2 separate regions of the Homo sapiens genome follow, and region 2 is linked to region 1. Evidence: read pairs that join two places in POLR2A ChIA-PET (ENCODE). Cell type or tissue: Panc1. All regions are shown on one strand. Links, peaks and the distances in the headings refer to the core of each region. The heading gives the core; the rest is flanking DNA.

Region 1 (10,883 bases), core at 1,097-9,096:
GATGGGCTATAAATAAAAAATACACAGTGGATTTTGAAGACTTACTAAAAATATATATGTATAAAATATCTCATTACCAATTTTTATATTGCTTACCTTATTGAAGTGAAACTATTTTGGATATATTTGGATAAAATAAAATATGTTATTACAATTAATTTCACCTGTTTCCTTCCCCTTGGTGATTGTGCCTACCAGAAAATTTAATGTTATATTTGTAGCTCACATTCTATTTTTTTTTTTTTTTTGAGATGGAGTCTCCCTCTGTCACCCAGGCTGGAATGCAGTGGCATGATCTCAGCTCACTATAACCTCTGCCTTCTAGGTTCAAGTAATTCTCTGCCTCAGCCTCCATAGTGGCTGGGATTATAGGCACCCACCATCATGCCTGGCTAATTTTTGTATTTTTAGTAGAGACGGGGTTTCACCATCTTGGCCAGGCTGGTCTCAAACTCCTGACCTCTTTGATCCACCCGCCTCAGCCTCCCAAAGTGTCGGGATTACAGGCATGAGCCACCGTGCCCAGCCTCACATTCTATTTTTATTATATGGTGCCGCTTTAATCTTTTCAGCTCTGCCTCTTCAGGTACTATTCTGTTTCAGTTGCTGCAACTTCACGTCTTATCATCTATTCGTCTTCTGTATTACTTGTATTACGTTCCTTTTCAAAAGTTTCTTGGTTATTCTTACAGCATATTTTCCCATGTGAACTTTAGCATCAGCTTGCGAATTTCAAGAACATCGTCTAGGTATTTTTTTTTACAAGCTTTGTTTCAAATTTCTACATTAACGTAGGCAGAAATGACAGGTTTATGACGATGAGCGTTTCTGCCTAAGAACAAAGCTCACCACTCCATCTATCCAGGCTACTCATCGCGTCTCCCAGTAGCATTTTAAGTTTTCTTCATAAGGACTTTTCATGTTTAGGGTTGAATGTATTCCTGGGTATTTCATTTCCTTTTATGAGTATTACAGACGGGGTCTCCTATTTCATGACATATTCCATCTGGCCGTTGTTTTTGCATAGAAAAGCTATTGATTTTGTCTTGAGCCACCACTAATTTTGTCTTGAGCCACCAAACAAAATACCTTTTTTTGTTAATAATCGTTCTTTAGATGATTCTTTGAGATTTGTACATGTACAGTAATATCTTCATAAATAAGCACCTGGGTCCCGCTATTGTTGGTGGGAGTTATAGATGCAAATAGGATGTCATGGTCTTAACAGAGCAGGGTGGCTGGGGACAGGAAGGGTGGCTGTCCCAGCTGGAGAGCTGGTGTAGGAATCAGTGGATCCAGCAGCAAGTCGTGGGAGAAGGATGCACCATTTTGGGGAGGTCATGGGAAGTGGGTGTGCTGCTTTGGGGAGCAAGTCATGGGAGGGGTGCTTGCCGCTTTGGGGAGCAGGTTATGGGAGGAGGGCATGCTGCTTTGCCTCCATCTACCTTGGGCAGTAGCATAGGTTTGAGACTCTGCCAGCTGCATCATCTGAGGTCTTGGTTTTCCAGCATGCTACCTGTTATAGGCAAGATTTGTTTTGGGGTCCTGTGTTGGAGGGAGGTGGGTTAGTGTGAGCTCTGCAGAGCAGCCTCCTTGCAGCTCAGCTGGGTAGGGACAAGGCAGGGGCCTGAACTGGCTCGATTTTCTGTGGCGCTTCACACATCAGGACCCAAATTTTCCCTTTTCTAGAAATTCTCAAGTTGCCCTCTCCTGAGCTTGTACTGATTTACACTTTCACCAGTAATGTTTGGGAATGTCTCTATCCGTCCCTCATCCCATTGCCTGCTCTGCTTCTCAAGACAGGTGAAGACAGACAGTATTTCCATGGATCAGATGTGCTCTCGGAGTCCAGGTTCCTCTCAGCATAACTGGAGTGAGAATTATCTGTCTCACTTACATAGCCCCTGTATTAGTCTGTTTTCAGACCATTATAAAGAACTGCCCAAGACTGGGTAATTTATAAAGGAAGGAGGTTTAATTGACTCACAGTTCTGCGTGGCTGGGGAGCCCTCAGGAAAGTTACAATAATGGCGGAAGGTGAAGGGGAAAAAGTAGCTTCTTCACAAGGCGGCAGGAAGGAGAAGTGGCAAGCGAAGGGGGAGGAGCCCCTTATAAAACCATCAGATCTCGTGAGAACTCACTCACTATCACGAGAACAGCATGGGGGAAACTGCCCCCATGATTCAGTTGCCTCCGCGTGGTCTCTCCCTTGACACGTGGTGATTATGGGGTTTACAATTCAAGATGAGATTTGGGTGGAGACACAAAACCTAACCATGTCAGCCCCAGAGCAAGGGCCTTCTTTTTTATCTTTGTAAAATTATGTTTCTGGCTAGTCAGTCACCTCATTGAAAGCAAGACCCAGACCTCATCCTTCTTTGTATCCCAGGGCTGAAGGCAGGGCCTTACCAGAGTTGGCGTGCCCTAAGTGTTCAATGATAACAGAGATGATTTGTTGTTTCCTTTCGTTCTCATGAACAAGTGCTGTTGGCACCTTTCCAAAAAGGTCTTGTGGACCCATCCTGTCCACTCCTTTCCACCCCAGCCTAAGGCATTACTGTCTCTGTCCCAGAACCTGGCCTCCTGACTGGTCCCCCTTACTCCCTCACCTCCACTTCCATGCTCCCCACAGTCTCCCCACCCCCTTCTTAGAAGCTCCCCAAGCCCTGTCCCACCTCCCGGCCTTTGCATCTGCTATTCCTTTTCTCTGAAACAGAGTTCCCGAAGCTCTGTGCGTGGCTGCCTCAGTGCAAATGTCTCCTCCCAAGCTCCTCCCTGACCCCCCACAATGTGCGTGGCTTTCTCTGTTTATTTCCTTCCTAGAACTTGTCAGCAACCTTCCTTATCCAGTTTGTTCGTTTGTATATTTTTTACTTCTTTATCATCGGTTTCCCCACCACAATGTAGGCTCCTTGAGGACAGGGACTTTGTTAGGCTTGTTCTTGGCCGTGTCGCCAACACCAGCACAGTGACTCACAGGGAACAATGCTCGGTAAATATCTGATGAAGGGAGGGAGGGAGCAAGGGAGGAAAGAAGGGAAAGAGGAAGGAAGGAAGGAAGAGGAAGAGGAAGGCAGGGAACGCCTAAGGGCAGGGAAGAGGGCTGTGGTTTGGGGTTTACAAATGGGGCCCAGACGACAGCCCAGATTCTCACTAGAACCTCCCCGTACTTCCCCTGCGTTCGCAGGCTGGAGGACGGCCTGGAAGATTCTCAACGACCACCCTGGCTAGGAATCCAATGATAGAGAAGCTTGCTCGGAGACTGACATTTTGCTGGTTTTTCTCTGGTGACCCGGTGACTCACTGCTGGTTGCTATTCCTGTGGCTTTGTGGGTGGGAGAGGCTCCTGGGAACAGGTGCCGATGCAGTCGGTCTCCTGGGCACCTTCGCTCTCCCAGGCAGCTGGTGGCTGGCCGTGCTCTCCAGGCCACCTCGGTACTTTACTGCTTTATTGAATAGGAAGCATTCATTCACTTTGGGAGCCGTTACCCTTTGGATAATATCACTACCGTTTCCCCAAACTCATTGTTGCTGTGTGGGGGTGTTTCTGTTCCAGCCCTTTGTTTGTGTGTTTTATGGAAGGTGCTAGCACTTCATGGTTCTTTCCCACATGTCCCTAGTCCCTCTCTCTGCTCTTTGCTCTTTCACTTTCTCTGATGCTTTTTCAGGTGGTTCATCTAAACTTGTCCCTGGTGTATCTCACCAGGGGTGGGGGTGTTCTCCCCTTGCCTCTGATATCCAAGACAGGTTTTATCTGCATGAACTAGGGCCTGGGGACACGCTCCTTTTCCTGCCCTGGTATTTTAGTTTTCTCTTGCTGTGTACAAATGATTATAAGTCTAACAGCTTTAAACAGCACCCTTTGTTAGCTCAAAACTCCATAGGTCAGAGGGTTGGGAGCACGTGGGTGGGTCAGCCGGTCGTGTTCTCATCTGGATTTCGGAGTCCCTTCCAAGCTCCTGTCTGCTGGCAGGATACAGCAGGGCTGCGGGAGTGAGGCCCCATGTCCTTTCTGGCTATTAGCCAGGGCCTCTCTCCACTCCTTGGGGCCGTCCACATTCCTTCCCATGTGGCTCCCTGCTTCTTCAGCCAGTCATGGCTCAGGCACTTTCTCACTTTCGAATCTCTCTGACTTCCCTTTCTGCCTTCACTGGACACAGCTTTCTGCTTTTCAGGGCTCCTGGGACTAGGTCAGGCCCAACCGGGTAATCTTATCCTAACGCAAGCTGTGACTCACAACACACCACAGCATGGTACTGATGGCGTGTCATAGTCATAGGTCCTGGGGATAAGGGCAAAACATCTTTGGGGGCACCATGTTAGAAATTCCCACCACTCCTGTCCCTTTGTAACATTGGTTACAATATATAATCCTGAGACCTAACAGAGACATTTCTTTTTTTCTTTTTTCTTTTTTTTTTTGAGACGGAGTCTTGCTCTGTTGCCAGGCTGGAGTGCAATGGCACGATCTCAGCTCACTCCAACCTCTGCCTCCCGGGTTCAAGTGATTCTCCTGCCTCAGCCTCCCGAGGAGCTGGGATTATAGGCACGTGCCACCATGCCAGGCTAATTTTTGTATTTTTAGTAGAGATTGGGGTTTCACCATGTTGGCCTGGATGGTCTCGATCTCCTGACCTCGTGATCCGCCTGCCTTGGCCTCCCAAAGTGTTGGGATTACAGGCGTGAGCCACCGCGCCCGGCCAACAGAGACATTTCTGTGCCTTTCTGCAAATGAGGATTTTCCCCCTCGGTGTCATTTTCCCAGCAGTGGTTGTTGCCCATTGATGATTCATACTTTCTCTAACATTTCAGTTATCACTCTTTTTCTTTTTAAGTGGAAAATTGGAATGGAGGGTGAGTGTGAGACCTAGGGACTGAGTTGTTGTTTGCCATGTCTTTATCCTTTTGTTCATTTATTAAAGAGGTGTGATCTTAAAGTGGTAGTTCTCAAAGTGTGTTTGGGGGACTGCCTAGAGTTTCCTCAAGATCCTTTCAAGGGAGCTGAGAGGTTAAAATAATAATAATAATTTAAAAATTCAAATATTAATTTTCATAAGAATGCTAAGACATTATTTGCCTTTTTTTTTTTTTTTTTTTTTTTGAGATGGAGTCGCGCTCTGTCGCTCAGGCTGGAGTGCAGTGGCATGATCTCGGCTCACTGCAACCTCCTCCTCCCAGGTTCAAGTGATTCTCCTGCCTCAGCCTCCCGAGTAGCTGGGACTACAGGTGCCCGCCACCACGCCCGGCTAATTTTTTGTATTTTTAGTAGAGACGGGGTTTCACCATTTCAGCCAGGATAGTCTCAATCTCCTGACCTCGTGATCCACCCGCCTCAGCCTCCCAAAGTGCTGGAATTACAGGTGTGAGCCACCACGCCTGGCCTATCTGCCATTTTCATTCTTGTTTTCTCAAAGCCTCAGTCCTTCTTGATACCTGCTCTATACACCATACCTGCTGTAGCCTTACTACCAGGACTTTTACCTAAGAAATAATACTGGCTAAGAAATAATGGTCTATTGTACTTCAGTCATTGTTCGCTTTCTATCTTTGTTACAGCAGCTGAACTGATACCCTACTGTCTTAGTCCATTTGGGCTGCTATAACAAAATAGTATAAAGTGGGTAGCTTATAGACAACAGACATTTATTTCTCACAGGTCTGGAGGCTGGGAAGTCCAAGGTCAAGGCAGCAGCAGATTTGTGTCTGTGAAAAGCTCACTTTCTGGTTCATAGAGGGCACCTTCTCACTGTGTCCTTACATGGCGGAAGGGGTGAGGCAGCTCTCTAAGACCTCTTTATTTTTAAAATTTATTTAATTTATTTTATTTTTTGAGATGAAGTTTTCACTTTTGTTGCCCAGGCTGGAGTGCAATGGCACAATCTCGGCTCACTGCAACCTCTGCCTCCAGGGTTCAAGTGATTCTTCTGGCTCAGCCTCCAAAGTGGCTGGGATTATAGGCATGCACCACCACACCTGGCTAATTTTTTTGTATTTAGTAGGGACAGGGTTTCACCATGTTGGTCAGGCTGGTCTCAAACTCCTGACCTTAGGTGATCCATGTGCCTTGGCCTCCCAAATTGTGAGGATTCCAGGTGTGAGCCACCGCCTGGTCTAGGACCTCTTTATAAGGGCACTAACCCTGGACCTAATCATCTCCCAAAGGCCCTACCTTCTAATAAAGTCATGCATTACTCAACGGTGGGGATACATGCTGAGAAATGTCTCATTGTTCAAACATCATAGAGTGTACTTACCCAAACAAAGATGGGATAGCCTACTGCACACATAGGCTGTAGGGTGTAGCCTATTGCTCCGAGGCTACAAACCTGTATAGTATGTTACTGTGTTGAATGCTGTGGACAACTGTAACACAATGACAAGTATTTGTGTATCTGAACATAGAAGAGGTGCAGTAAAAACATGGTATAAAAGATAAGAGGTAGTACACCTGTCTAGGGCACTCATCATGAATGGAGCTTGCAGGGCTGGAAGTTGCTCTGGGTGAGTCAGTGAGTCAGTGAGTGAGTGGTGAGTGAATGTGAAGGCCTAGGACATTACTATACACTACCGTAGACTTTGTAAACACTGTATACTTAAGCTACACTAAAGCAATCAAAATATTTTTCTACAATAATACATTGGCCTTAACTTACTGTAACATTTTTACCTTATCAGCTTGTAAAAACGTTTTGACTCTTTTGTAATAACACTTAGCTTAAAACACACTGTAAAGCTGTAGCTGTACAAAGGTATTTTCTTGTTTGATATCTTTGTTCTGTAAGCTTTTTTCTATTAAAAAATTTAAATTCCTTTTTACTTAATTTTTTTTTTTTTTTTTTGGTACAAAATGAAGATACAAATGCAAACATTAGGCCGGGTGTGGTGGCTCACACCTGTAATCCCAGCACTTTGGGAGGCCAAGGTGGGTGGATCACCTGAGGTCAAGACTTAGAGACCAGCCTGGCCAACGTGGCAAAACCTTGTCTCTACTAAAATTACAAAAATTAGCCAAGTGTGGTGGCGGGCGCCTGTAATCCCAGGTACTCAGGAGGCTGAGGCATGAGAATCAGTTGAACCTGGGAGGTAGAGGTTGCGGTGAGCCAGATCGCGCCACTGCACTCCAGCCTGGGTGACAGAGTGAGACTCCATCTCAAGAAAATAAAAAATAAAATAAGCACGAATGTTAGCCTAGGCCTACAAAGGGTCAGGATCATCCAGATGTCACTAGGCAATAGGAATCTTTCACTCTGTTATGATCCTGTGGAATCACTGTCTTATATGTCACCCACTGTTGACTTTCATGTCATCATGCACACAAGACTGGACTGTCACCTCGGAGCTTAGGAATCCACTGTATTAATTTTGGGAGGACACAAACTTTCAGACCATGGTACCTACTGAATCACTTACTGGCCAGGTGCGGTGGTTCATGCCTTAATCTCAGCACTTTGGGAGTCCGAGGTACGTGGATCGCTTGAGCCCAGGAGTTCAAGACCAGCTTAGGCAACATGGTGAAACTCCATCTCTACAAAAAATTTTAAAAAATTAGCTGGGCATGGTGGCACATGCCTGTGATCCCAGCTACTTGGGAAGCTGAAGTGGGAGGATCATCTGAGCCCCAGAGGTCGAGGCTGCAGTGAGCTGTGATTGTGCCACTGCACTCCTGCCAGGGTGACAGAGTGAGACCCTGTCTCAAAAAAGAAAAAAATCCACTTATCCTTTTGTCTTTCTAACAGAACTCCAATTCTGTTTGATCTAGCAATGTGCCTACCTATAATTCCTAGACCTACAGCCTCCCCTGCAGCCCAGGGAAACCATGTGAGGTCAGCAAAAGTCATCAGGGAGGTTGTCCCTTCTCATCTTCTACTTGCCCTTCCTTCTCCTGGAAACAGCAGGGTGGTCCTTGGGGTGCGACAGCCATCACTCAGGTGACAGAGTAGCCTGGTGCCCCCCCGGCAGTGCTGGGGCCACTGTACCCGCTGGATGGCTGACCCTGGTCCTTCTGCTGACCCAGACAAATAAACCTTTCCTGTGTAAGTCGCTGCAGTAGGGTTTTCTATTTCTTCTAATCAAACCTAATCTTAACTAGTTGTTTGAGCCAACTTTTATGCAAGGAAAAGATGGTTTCCATAATTTTTCTATGTTATTGTTTGTTCACGTTTCCTAAGGAAAGGACAAGCAGAAGGCAGCTTGGGGTATTTATGGTGGGCTTCGTGGTGTGCATGTGGGCACAAAGGGCTCAGCTGAAGCCTGTGTGGTCGCTGTCCAGGAGCTCGGTTGAAGGAGCTGGTCATGGTGTCCAGCAACCCACAGCATCCTTTTCCTTCCTGCCTGACCTACCACAGAGGTTGGTGTTTATTTTTGAGACCTGGACAAATTAAAAAGAATATCCAACAGGAGGGTTGGCCAAAACTTGACCTTGGCAGGGAAGGTCAGGACAGGAGGCCAGACAACTAAATGTGATGACCACAGTGATTTCCACGGGCAGAGCAATATCCTGTTTCTAAAGCCGGCTCCAAGAGGCCTAGTGAGGGCTGTCTTTGGTTGCTACAGTCTGGGAAGAGATCCTCATGGACCCCAGGAAATAATCTGTGTTTGGCAAATAGAGAAGAACAAACTTAGAAACAGTGACCTTTTCTTTGTAAGCTTCTCGGAGGGTTGTAATGATGGAAAATAATTATTAAGTCTCCGTTGGCTCAGGGCCCCTGAATGGAAATGGGAGAGGATATTGATTAGCTCAATGGCTCTTTAAAGAGCTCGCTGTGTTTGCCCTCATGCCTCATAAGCAGACAGCCTCTTTTCTGTCTCCATACTTATTGGATTTTAGATGGCAACGCACACAAATACTGCTTTCACTGAGTAAATATTAGGTTTACGATTGGATCGGGAGACCACAGAACACATCTATGAAATGGAAGGGTGGGGCGGTGATGTGTATTGCAATGCCCTTACCTGGCTGGGCTGTGAACACTTCATCTCACTTCCCACCCACTGATTTGCATCCTTGGCTCTCTGGACATGATGGGCCGTGATGGCTGTCACCCATGGGGAAGGGAGAAAGCGGTAACACCAATAACTATAACGTGTCCTTTTCTATTCTGTGGGATATGCTTTTATTCACTTATTTAGATTTGAGTGGCTGTGATTTTGTTACAGCAACGTTGAGACCGTTTTTCTTTCTCCTTCTCTGTTCCTTCCACTGCTAAGGTAGTTCCAGAATAGTATTTGGTTTAATAATGATTCTGGTGATGATCACAGTTCATATTAATTGAGGGCTTATTACATGCCAGGTGTCCTGGAAACTTCACACACACTGTATTCTCCTTCTAGAGAGAAGCTCGGGTCCCAACAGGTTGTAAGCAGAACTTGAGTCTGCAAACCGTAGGTGCTTTGTAGATAAAACCTGTCTCCCCAGATGGCTCATTTGGAATCCTGCGCCCCTCCCACCCAGCCCCTGAGTCTTCTCCTTTTTAAACACACTACAAACCAGTTTTGGTGTTGTAAGCCCACTTGTGTAGGTAGACTGTGGGGGTGGCATCCCGGTTGCATATGCTAGTAACAAGGGATACAGTTTGGTAGTCCTCCTGGGGGGCGGCCCGGCCCCAGCTGGGACAGCCAGGAGCTGCTGAGACCCGCCTTCACGTTGGTGCTCTGCTCACGGGGAGTCAAGCTTCCTCGAAATGCTGTTGATCACAAGTGCTGATGGCAGACTCTCTCCTGTGGATTTTATGTTTGCTTTCCATCTGGATGGGAAGTGGGAGAAAATGCATTCCCAGTCCAGAGGGTTTTGGAAATAAAGGGCTGAGATTTTCATTAAAATCGGGGGGCGCTGTGCCATTTCCTGTGGGAGGGGAAGTTGAGCAGTGGGCCCAGAGCTGCTTTCTTGCCACCTGAGAAGTAAACTGGTTTTTCAGAGAGAGAGAGAGAGAGAGAGTGTGTGTGTGTGTGTGTGTATGTGTGTGTGGAGGGGGTGAGCAGTGGTGCATACAAACCATGATTATTTCTGTAAGCAGATTTAGAGGTAACCGGCTACCAGAAATCTCATTTTAGTTCAAGTTCTCAACCGTTCCCAAATCTATCATCAGAGATGGTCATAGTAAATGAGTGGTTATTTGCATTTTATCGTCTTCCTTCTGGGTCACTCGTATGGTCAGCAGAGACTGATCAGAAAGCAGGGAATTGGAGAAACAAGAGGTCTGGGTGATTCAGAGGCAGGACAGTCAGCCTCTCCGATGTAACATCCGGCCGCATAAGGAAGGTGCTGCTGCGATCAGCCTGTTTGTGGGCACTGGAGGAGTGGTGGGGACACCCAGAGCCCCAGACACCCAGCGGAGGTGCCGTGCAAGGGGAAGACAAGGCAGGGAGCCCATGAGCCAGGCTCTGAGGACACAGTGCCCATGCGGCCAGCTCGAAGGAGCTGTCTAAGGAGAAATAAGTTTTCCACTGTTTCTCCACTTTTCTTTTGGTGGGGAGGCTTCCTCTCATCCCCTTGGGGGGCTGTTAGAAACCCAAGGTGACCCCAGGATCCACTGGCCCTTTGACCCAGGCACTCCTGGATTGCCATTTTCTTAGCCAGTCCTCCAGCCACTTTTTAAATAAGCATAAAATGACAGTCTTCTGGGCAATTCCCGGTGCATTACAGCTGACTTAATTCTCATCAGTGAGTTTGCCCCCAGCAAGATGTCAAAAGCTTGGTTTTTTTTGTGTGTGTAGCTTTAAGCTGATGGGGCTTATTATATGTTTTCTCTTACTAGCAGCTTTGCTTCCCTGCCTCTCTGGCAATTCAGCAGCACATTTGCTCAGAATTCCCTTTGTTTCAGACATAAAAGGGAAACCCGTGTTGGTGTGATGTGGCTGGTTGCAGAGCGTTGCTGCATCTGAGG
Region 2 (10,883 bases), core at 880-8,879, 130 kb before region 1:
ACCTCTCTCTCTCGATGTCTCAAGACCTGGGCAGAGAACGTCAGTTGTTTGTCGGAGGATGTACCTGGGAAGTCCTCGAAGCATATTTTTTTTTTTTTTTTTGAGTTGGAGTCTCGCTCTGTCGCCCAGGCTGGAGTGCAGTGGCGCGATCTCGGCTCACTGCAACCTCCGCCTCCTGGGTTCACGCCATTCTCCTGCCTCAGCCTCCCGAGTAGCTGGGACTACAGGTGCCCACCACCATGCCTGGCTAATTTTTTGTATTTTTAGTAGCGATGGGGTTTCACCGTGTTAGCCAAGATGGTCTCGATCTCCTGACCTTGTGATCTGCCCGCCTCGGCCTCCCAAAGTGCTGGGATTACAGGCGTGAGCCACCGCGCCCGGCCTGTCCTTGAAGCATTTTTATTAGCTTTGGTATTCTGACTTGTTTCCCTGTAGTTTTGCTTATAATAATCATTTTCGTGGTTGAGCTGCAAAGCTACGACTCAAATCTGACAGCCTAGGGTGATTAGGGGCTCACCAGTGTGTGGAACGTGGGAGAATGGGGCCAAGGCGAGATCTGGGTGCTTCCATCTGTGAAGTGAGGGGCTTGGACCAGATGCTCTTGGAGGTTCTTCCCAGCACTAAATTCCCCGGTGGAAGTGACAGTGACCTTTAGCATTGGATTAGTTTGCTAGGGTTGCCTTAGCGAAGTGCTATAGGCAAGGTGACTTAGACAACGGACAATTTATTGTCTCTCATGTGATTCAGGAGGCCAGAAGTCAGAAACCAAGGTGTCATGGGGGTTGCTTCCTCCTGAGGACTGTGAGGGCTGTGAGGGAAGGATCTGTCCAGGCTTCTCTTTTTTTTTTTTTTTTGAAATAGGGTCTTACTCTGTCACTCAGGCTGGAGTGCAGTGGCACAATCGTGGCTCACTACAGCCTCCTTCTCCTGAGGCTCAAGTGATCCTCCTACCTCAGCCTCCTGAGTGCACCACTACGCCCAGCTAATTTTTTTGATTTTTTTTTTTTTTAGTAGAGATGGGATCTTGCTATATTGCTCAGGCTGGTCTTGAAGTCCTGGACTCAAAGATCCTCCCACCTCAGCTTCCTAAAGTGCTGGAATTACAGGTATGAGCTACCGTGCCTGGCTTTTCTCCTTGGCTAGTGGATGGCCATTTTCTTCCTCTGTCTCTTCATACTGTCTTCTCTTAATGCGTATCTGTGTCCAAATTTCATCTCTTTTTTTTTTTTTTTTTTTTTTTGAGACACAATCTCGCTCTATCACCCAGGCTGGAGTCCAGTGGTGCAATCTCTGCTCTCTGCAACCTCCGCCTCCCGGGTTCACACCATTCTCCTGCCTCAGCCTCCCAAAGTAGCTGGGACTACAGGCGCCCACCACCACGCCTGGCTAATTTTTTGTATTTTTAATAGAGACGTGGTTTCACCGTGTTAGCCAGGATGGTCTCGATCTCCTGATCTCATGATCTGCCCACCTCGGCCTCCCAAAGTGCTGCGATTACAGGCTTGAGCCACTGCGCCAGGCCCCAAATTTCATCTTTTTTTTTTTTTTAAGGAAACCAGTCATATTGGATTAGGGCCTACCCTAATGACCTCACCTTAATTTGATTACCTCTGTAAAGATCCTCTCTCCAAATAATCACAGTCAGAGGGACTGGGGGTTAGGACTTCATCAAACAAATTTTGGGTTGGGGGTACACAACGTAACCCATAACAAGCTCACTGCAAACTGATGCATGGTCACAAGACTGGAAGCTGAATTAGGAGCTCTGGCTGTTTTTCTGTGAGGTTGAGATAGTCCCCATTAGCACAGGGAGGTGGTTTTTGTTTGTTTGTATTTAAATTGTTTTTGTTTATTTTGGAACAGAGTCTCATTCTGTCGCCCTGGCTGGAGTGCAGTGGCACGATCTCGGCTCACTGCAACCTCTGCCTCCCAGCAACCTCTGCCTCCCAGATTCAAACGATTCTCCTTCCTCAGCCTCCCTAGTAGCTGGAACAACAGCTGCCTGCCACCACACCTGGCTAATTTTTGTATTTTTGGTAGAGACAGGCTTTTACCATGTTAGCCAGGCTGGTCTCGAACTCCTGACCTCTGGTGATCTGCCTGCCTTGGCCTCCCAAAGTGCTGGGATTACAGGCGTGAGCCATCGTGCCTGGCCTGTATTTAAAATTAAGGATACAACAGAATGCCTTAAACTGGATGAGGCCTTGGTTCCAAATTCACAGCTGTGCTCTTCCAGTCTGGGACCTGGCACTGTTTTACTGAGGCAGTAAATCAGAAACTCAGAGCCTTCACTGAGAAAGGGACCTTGGACCTTCCCTGGTCCAACTCTTCTATTTCTCAGGACCAGAGAGGAGAAGGTTGCCCAGCGAGTTACTGGCAAAATCTGGGCTTAAACTGCCATGCCCTGGTCTCTTGTCACATGCCTGTGTGCTTCTGCCTTTATGCCTTTCTGTCGCTGCTGCTGCTGCCCTAGGGAAGAAGCCAGCAGGTCCTAGAGTCTGAGGCATCCACGGCCTAAGTGAGGAATACCTCCCTGAATGCCCACATGAGTGCTGTCGTTGACAAACCCACAGACCTAAACGAAGGTTTTGCTGAGCAAGAACTCAGGCTTCTGAGAAGGCTTTTCGGCTAAGAGAGATTTTACTATTTTTGTTTGTTTGTTTGCTTCTTTTGAGACAGGATCTCTTTCTGTCACCCAGGCTGGAGTGCAGTGGCAAGATGTTTGCTCACTCTGCCTCCTGGGCTTAAGCAATCTTCCTGCCTCAGCCTCCTGAGTAGCTGGGATTACAGGCACACGCCACCACGCCCAGCTAATTTTTGTATTTTTAGTAGAGACGGAGTTTCACCATGTTGGCCAGGGTGTGGTCTGGAACACCTGACCTCAAGTGATTTGCCCGCCTTGTCTTCCCAAAGTACTGGGATTACAGGTGTGAGCCACCTCGCCTGACCTATTTCACTATTTTTAAATTCACCTTCCATAAAAGTTTTTTGGGAAAAATTTAAAATGATGCATTTCAGGATAAGTTATCCTCCAGTGATTTGTCATGGCAGGGGATGGGGATGGGAGGTGGAGGGGTGGGCATGAAGGAGACAGGCAGAAAGGCTGGCGGGAAAATAGAAAGTAAGCTCATTCAGGACAATGGAGCTCCTACGTGGCTGTCGGGAGATTCATGCACCTGTCTACCTGTGCAGCCTTCCTCCTGATGCAGAAGGGTGGGGGAGAGTATGTCATGGACTCTTTTGCTCAGGGCAGTCCCTGGTGCTTGGGGGACTTCCTTGCTGGCCTTGTGGTAGAAATGGTAAAGTCAGGGTGTCATCCTTTCCTAGGCCTGCCATAAGAAAAATACTACAACATTGTCCAGGTGCAGTGCCTCACACCTGTAATCCCAGCACTTTGGGAGGCCAAGGTGGGTGGATCACTTGAGGTCAGGAGTTCAAGACCAGCCTGGCCAACATGGTGAAACCCCATCTCTACTAAAAATACAAAAAATCTGCCATGCGTGGTAGCGTACGCCTGTAATCCCAGCTACTCTGGAGGCTGAGGCAGGAGAATCACTTGAACCCAGCAGGTGGAGGCTGCAGTGAGCCGATATCGCGCCACTGCACTCCAGGCTGGGTGACACAGAGAGACTCAGTCTTAAACAAAACAAAACAAAACAAAACAAAACCCATACAAAATACTACAAAACACCACAAACTGGGTGGCTCAAAGCTACAGAAATTTATTCTCTTACAGCTCTGGAGGCCAGAAGTCTAAAATCAAGGTGTTGTCAGGGTCGTGGTCTCTCTGAAGGCTTCAGGGGAGGATCCTTCCTTGCCTCTTCTGGCTTCTGGCGGCTCCGAGCGTTCCTTGGCTTGTGGCTGCTTCACTCCAATCTCTATTTCTACGTTCCCATGGCCTTTTCTTCTTCTCTGTGTCCCTGATTTCTCCCCTTTGGTCTCTTACAAGCACATATGTCATTGAATTTAGGATTTAGCTGGTTAATCTGGATGATCCCATAAGATTTTTTTTTTTTTTTTTTGACACGGAGTCTCACTCTGTCGCCCAGACTGGAGTGCAATGGCACAATCTCAGCTCACTGCAACCTCTGCCTCCTGGATTCAAATGATTCTTCTGCCTCAGTCTCCCGACTAGCTGGGATTACAGGCGCCCGCCACCATGCCCGAGAGATTTTTGTATTTTTAGTAGAGACGGAGTTTTACCATGTTGGCCAGGCTGGTCTTGAACTCCTGGCCTGAAGTGATCCGCCCGCTTCAGCCTCCCAAAGTGCTGGGATTACAGGCATGAGCCACCACGCCCGGCCCCATCTCAAGATTTTTAATTACATCTGCAAAGACTTTTTATGAATACAACGTTACATGCACAGGCACAGCGACTGGGATTTGAATGTCTCTTTTTGGGGCCACTATTTAACCCCTATGCAGGTCTTCTCAAGTGACCTTGCACAGCGGCCATACGTTTCCACCCCCGGCCTTGTTCCCATCCAGAGCTGTCTGATGGGGTCTGGAGAACCTTGGGGTCTCTCTCGACTGTGGACAGTTGAGGGACCAGCTCCCACCTTGTTCTCCTCTGCATCTATGGGAGGTGCTCTTCACTCTTTTCCAGGAGTTCTCCTTCCCATCATCCCATCCTCTGAAGGCTCCTGGCTTGCTGGTCTCATCCCCCGGGGTGATGATAACAGCAAGAGACCACCCTCCTCCCTGGGAAGGCCCACCCTGCTTTTTCCCTGACCCTATCATCAGCCCTCCGTGAGCCTCAGCTAATTCACATGGGATGAGTTTTGTTTCTGCTCCCACTCTGAGAGAGGAATTAAGTTTCTTGGAATCCCGTTCCTTCCCCATTCCCTGGGGCCTTTTAGGCTCTGTATAGACCTCTAAAAAAACTCCTGCTTTTTGAGGACTCATCCCATATTGCAACAATCATATTAAAATGCTCCCCCATTCCACATTAAGTGCTTTTATTCCTTATGAAAGAATCAGAAAGATTTTTATAATTTTGCTTTTGAAAGTATTTGGCCCCTAAGCATATTTGATTTACGATTGACTGCGATTTCTTGGCCATCATTGTGCATACTTAGGAATTCTCTTGAAGTCAGAAAAGCTAAGCCTTAGATTGCTTTTTGAATGTAATTAATTTTTTTCTTTCTCTTTTTAATGACCCAGCAGCCAACAATGGGAATATAATTAAATTTTTTATGAATACCAAAGTCAATACTTAAAAGGTTTTATAGACATTTAGTTAAATATTATATTTAGATTTCTACAGTTTTTTTCCTTTTGAGCCAATATCTATTTTTTTAAATTCTTTTTTTAAAAATTAAATTTATTTGGCTGGGTGTGGTGGCTCACGCCTGTAATCCCAGCACTTTGGTAGGCTGAAGTGGGCAGATCACTTGAGGTCAGGAGTTTGAGACCAGCCTGGCCAACGTGATGAAACCTCGTCTCTACTAAAAATACAAAAATTAGCTGGGCGTGGTGGCGGGCACCTGTAGTCCCAGCTACTCGGGAGGCTGAGGCAGGAGAATCACTTGAACCTGGGAGGCGGAGGTTGCAGTGAGCCGAGATCGTGCCACTGCACTCCAGCCTGGGCGACGGAGTGAGACTCTGTCTCTGCAAAAAAAAAAAAAAAAAAAAAAAAAAAAAAAACCAACTTATTAATTCATTAATTTATTTTTAAGACAAGGTTTCACTCTATTGCAGAGATGTGATCGTAGCTCACTGCAGCCTCTATCTTTCTTTTTTTTTTTTTTTTTTGGTTTCACTCTTGTTGCCCAGGCTGGAGTGCAATGGCACAATCTTGGCTCACTGCAACCTCTGCCTCCTGGGTTCAAGTGATTCTCCTGCCATAGTCTCCCGAGTGCTGGGATTACAGGCATGCACCACCACACCCGGCTAATTTTGTATTTCTAGTAGAGATGGGTTTTCTCCATGTTGGTCAGGCTGGTCTTGAACTCCCGACCTCAGGTGATCTGCCCGCCTCGGCCTCCCAAAGTGCTGGTGCAGCCTCTATCTTTTGGGTTCAAGTGATCCTCCCACCTCAGCCTCTCAAGTAGCTTGGACTGCAGGTGTGCACCATCATACCAGGCTAATTTTTAAAATTTTTTGTAGATATGGGGTTTCACTGTTTTGCCCAGGCTGATCTTGAGCTCCTGGCTTCAAGCAATCCTCCCATCTCGGCATGTCAAAGCTCTGGGAATACAGACGTGAGCCACCAGGTCCATCCCACTTAAAAAAAAAAAATTAACCATTCCTCACACCTGAGAGCTTAGAGACCCCAGATAGTGGTCCACTAGTTTCTGATTGCTGAGAAGATGGTCTTACCTTCTTTCTTACCTAGCTTCTCATTTCCATTGGGAATTGAAATTTCTCCTTCTCAAATCCCAGGCTCCCCCGGCAGGATGTCCAATTCCCATTCCCAGGCTCCTGGGGTTTCTGCTGCTTCCCTCCCTGGACTGGCTTAGATCAGGACTTCCCGTTCTGGCTGTGGGTATTGCACTTTTTTGCATTTTGCTTTCCCTCCATCCAGAACTTCTACTTCTGAATCTCTCTGTGGCTTTTTTTTTTTTTTTCTGAATAATCAACCCTGGCTGATTTTCCCATTTTGACACTGTGGGCTTCATTCTGGGCCTGCCACATCAGCCCAGGGATGCGATGGGCTTCATAGACCTGTGGCTTGTGTGGTCACACAAGGCCCCATGTGCAGAAGGAACTGGGCTTGTTTAATGCTCTGCTGTCATGTCTTGAGATTGCTAATAATTTTATCTTTGAACTTGTGTTTTGTAAGCAAAGTTCAGTGAAACAATGGAGTCTCCACATTGCCAGGGGAGGGACATAGAAGAAAGGAAAAGCTTTATATTCTAGTTCCTTTAATGGCATTTTCCCCCCTGCTTTTTGAACCGGGGGCTTCCTATTTTCATTTTGCACCAGGTCCTGCAAATTATATAGTTGGTCCTACCTAGTCATGACAGTGAACGAGGACCCAGTATGGAACCTGGTGGTTCACAACATCACCGGAGAAGGGTGTCTGTGAAATGAGGTGTTTCCAGACAAAAGGAAGCGTGTTTTTCACGGCTGCTGTAACAGCTGATCCCAAACGTAGTAGCTTGAAACAGTACAAATTTATTATCTTACATAGTTCTGGAGGTCAGAAGTCCTAAACATCGAGGTGTCTCAAGGCTGCACTCCTTCTGGAGGCCTTAGGACAGAGCCCATTTCTTTGTCTTGTCCAGCCAACATTCCTTGGCTTTTGGCTGCATCACTCCAACCTCTGTTTCCCTTGTCGTTGAATCACCTCCTCTTAGTCTGACTCTGCAGTCTCCCTCTTTTTCTTTCTTTTTTTTTTTTTTGAGATAGAGTCTTGCGTGTTGCCCAGCCTGGAGCGTGGTGGTGCGACCTTGGCTCACTGCCATCTCTGCCTCCCAGTTTCCAGCGATTCTCGTGCCTCATCCTCCCAAGCAGCTGGGACTACAGGTGCATGCTACCATGCCCATCTAATTTTTTTTGTATTTTTAGTAGAGGCAGGGTTCACCATGTTGCCCAGGCTGGTCCCAAATTCCTGGCCTCAGGTGATCCACTGGCCTTAGCCTCCCAAAGTGCTGGGATTACCGCACTTAAGCCACCTCGCCTAGCCCTCTTTCTCCTTATAAGGACCCTTGTGACTGATTATGTGGGCCCACCCAGATAATCCAGGATGATCTCCTATCTCAAGAGGCTCAATCACATCAGCAAAGACCCTTTTGTCCTGTAAGGTGACATTTTCACGGGTTTCAGGGATTAGGACATGGACATCTTTAGGGGAAGGGAGGGGGTATGGTTCTGCCCAGCAGAGGAAGTTATTTGTTTTCCTTCTTAAATCTCTAAACATTCACCCAGGACACATCCAGGTTTTGTGGATTCTGAAACTTATACAATTTTGAAGGTCTTCTTTAAGAAAAAGTAAGAAATTTAGGTAGGAAAATGAATATTACTTTAGAATGAGAAAGAAATCACAAATACCTAGACTTTAGATTTAGGTCCTTTTCTTCTGAGATCTCTTTTGACAATTTATCAGCAGAGTTTACATTGATATGTAACTGGTCTCCTCCCCATCGGGAACACTCTCTGCTCACAGCAACCCACTTGCAAGTGAAGGCCCTGGGCCTGGCTGTGTTGAAACGCGTGAACGATTGTTCTCTCCTGTTGATTTGTCCTCACTAGCTAGAGTGACTCACTGGCTTCCAGCAGTGGAAGGCATGGATGTATTATGAGGAATAAGAAAAAAAGGAGAGAGGCAGTTTAATAATAAAATAGCTTTGATAATAAGCCTTAGTTTCTAATGCAGAATTGATCCAATTTCCGAAGCTTCTAGACTGGAAGCATCGTGAGGCCACGGTTGCATCTGCCTCGCCTCCTGGTGTGTACCCAGTGATCCAGACGTGCCTCTGACACAGGAGTGTGTGGTAAACATTTGCTGAGTGACTGAATGAATGAACAGATCATTTACATGATCCATGAAATTGTGAAAGAATAGCCTCAAAATAGAACTTAATTGTTTAGCAATTTCCCTTCGTAAGCGTATCAAAATGGCCTCCACAGAATTGCTTAATATGAGATGCCATTTGTTTGAAGCAACAAATGTAGAAATATGAGAAAAACTGATTTATGCCGATTATCATTTCAGAGACAGAGATGATTTCATATTCTGTCAGTGGTGGGGTTTTTTTTTGTGTAATAACTGGATATCTTATTAAGCTGGCAGTCAAGCAAGCTTGGTTTTGCATTTTCAATACCTGTCACAAGTCCAGGCGCGGTGGCTCACGCCTGTAATCCCAGCCCTTTGGGAGGCTAAGGTGGGAGGATCACCTGAGGTCAGGAGTTCAAGACCAGCCTGGCCAATATGGCGAAACCCTGTCTCTACTAAAAATACAAAAATTAGCCGGGCGTGGTGGCGTGCATCTGTAATCCCAGCTACTCGGTAGGCTGAGGCAGGGAGAATCGCTTGAACTCAGGAGGTGGAGGTTGCAGTGAGCAGAGATTGTGCCACTGCACTCCAGCCTGGGTGACAGAGTGAGACTCTGCCTCAAAAAAAAAAAAAAAAAAAAAAAAAAAACCTATCACAAAATCAGAAATGTTGCTCCTAACAATAGATGTGCGTAAAGTCAGTGAAACTGGCCAGTCACGGTGGCTCATGCCTGTAATTCCAGCACTTTGGGAGGCCGAGGTGGGCGGATCATGAGGTCAGGAGATCGAGACCATCCTGGCTAACATGGTAAAACCCTGTCTCTACTAAAAATACAAAAATTTAGCCAGGCGCAGTGGCGGGTGCCTGTGTCCCAGCTACTCGGGAGGCTGAGGCAGGAGAATGGCGTGAACCCAGGAGGTGGAGCTTGCAGTGAGCTGAGATAGCACCACTGAGGTCCAGCCTGGGCAAAAGAACGAGACTCCGTCTCAAAAAAAAAGAAAAAAGGCATCATGCTACCTGACTTCAGACTATACTACAAGGCTACAGTAACCAAAACAGCATGGTACTGGTACCAAAACAGAGATACAGACCAATGCAACAGAACACAGCCCTCAGAATTAATACCACACATCTATAACTATCTGATCTTTGACAAACCTGACAAAAACAAGAAATGGGGAAAGGATTCCCTATTTAACAAATGGTGCTGGGAAAACTGGCTAGCCATATGTAGAAAGCTGAAACTGGATCCCTTCCTTACACCTTATACAAAAATTAATTCAAGATGGATTAAAGACTTAAATGTTAGACCTAAAACCACAAAAACCCTAGAAGAAAACCCAGGCAATACCATTCAGGACATAGGCATGGGCAAGGACTTCATGTCTAAAACACCAAAAGCAATGACAACAAAAGCCAAAATTGACAAATAGGATCTAATTAAACTAAAGAGCTTCTGCACAGCAAAAGAAACTACCATCAGAGTCAACAGGCAACCTACAGAATGGGAGAAAATTTTTGCAATCTACTCATCTGACAAAGGGCTAATATCCAGAATCTACAAAGAACTCAAACAAATTTACAAGAAAAAACCAACCCCATCAAAAAGTGGGCAAAGGATATGAACAGACACTTCTCAAAAGAAGACATTTATGCAGCCAACAGACACATGAAAAAGTGCTCATCATCTCTGGCCATCAGAGAAATGAAAATCAAAACCACAATGAGATACCATCTCACACCAGTTAGAATGGCGATCATTAAAAAGTCAGGAAACAACATGTGCTGGAGAGGATGTGGAGAAATAGGAACACTTTTACATTGTTGGTGGGACTATAAACTAGTTCAACCATTGTGGAAGTCAGTGTGGCGATTCCTCAGGGATCTAGAACTAGAAATGCCATTTGACCCAGCCATCCCATTACTGGGTATATACCCAAAGGATTATAAATCATGTTGCTATAAAGACACATGCACACATATGTTTATTGCGGCACTAGTCACAATAGCAAAGACTTGGAGCCAACCCAAATGTCCAACAATCATAGACTGAATTAAGAAAATGTGGCACATATTCACCGTGGAATACTATGCAGCCATAAAAAGGATGAATTCATGTCCTTTGTAGGGACCTGGATGAAGCTGGAAACCATCATTCTCCTCAAACTATCACAAGGACAGAAAACCAAACACCGCATGTTCTCACTCATAGGTGGGAATTGAGCAATGAGAACACTTGGACACAGGAAGGGGAACATCACACACCGGGGCCTGTGGTGGGGTGGGGGGAGGGGGGAGGTATAGCATTAGGAGATATACCTAATGTAAAGGATGAATTAATGGGTGCAACACACCAACATGGCACATGTATACATATGTAACAAACCTGCACGTTGTACACATGTACCCTAGAACTTAAAGTATAATCATAATAAAAAATCAG

Evidence for each region. ChIA-PET counts read pairs that join two places held together with the same protein. Peaks named below come from ENCODE experiments on the same cell type or tissue, not always from the same donor. Only the 100,000 strongest peaks of a DNase experiment are listed, where the experiment ranks them.
Region 2: POLR2A ChIA-PET joins it to region 1 with 7 read pairs; 8 of 35 experiments call an interaction of 5 or more read pairs at or near these places.

Annotation. Positions count from the first base shown.
Region 1 is chr17:72,970,388-72,981,270 of GRCh38, reverse strand. The region is part of intron 4 of SLC39A11 (solute carrier family 39 member 11); the gene reads left to right. Among named protein-coding and RNA genes, the nearest start is that of SLC39A11, 120 kb to the left of the region's middle. RefSeq lists an enhancer at 2,867-3,367. In Panc1, for the core only: no CTCF peak of the experiment used is centred there; a DNase peak (open chromatin) is centred at 6,370; H3K4me3 peaks cover 1,392 bases; H3K27ac peaks cover 2,760 bases.
Region 2 is chr17:73,101,426-73,112,308 of GRCh38, reverse strand. No RefSeq gene overlaps it. Among named protein-coding and RNA genes, the nearest start is that of SLC39A11, 14 kb to the right of the region's middle. In Panc1, for the core only: no CTCF peak of the experiment used is centred there; no DNase peak of the experiment used is centred there.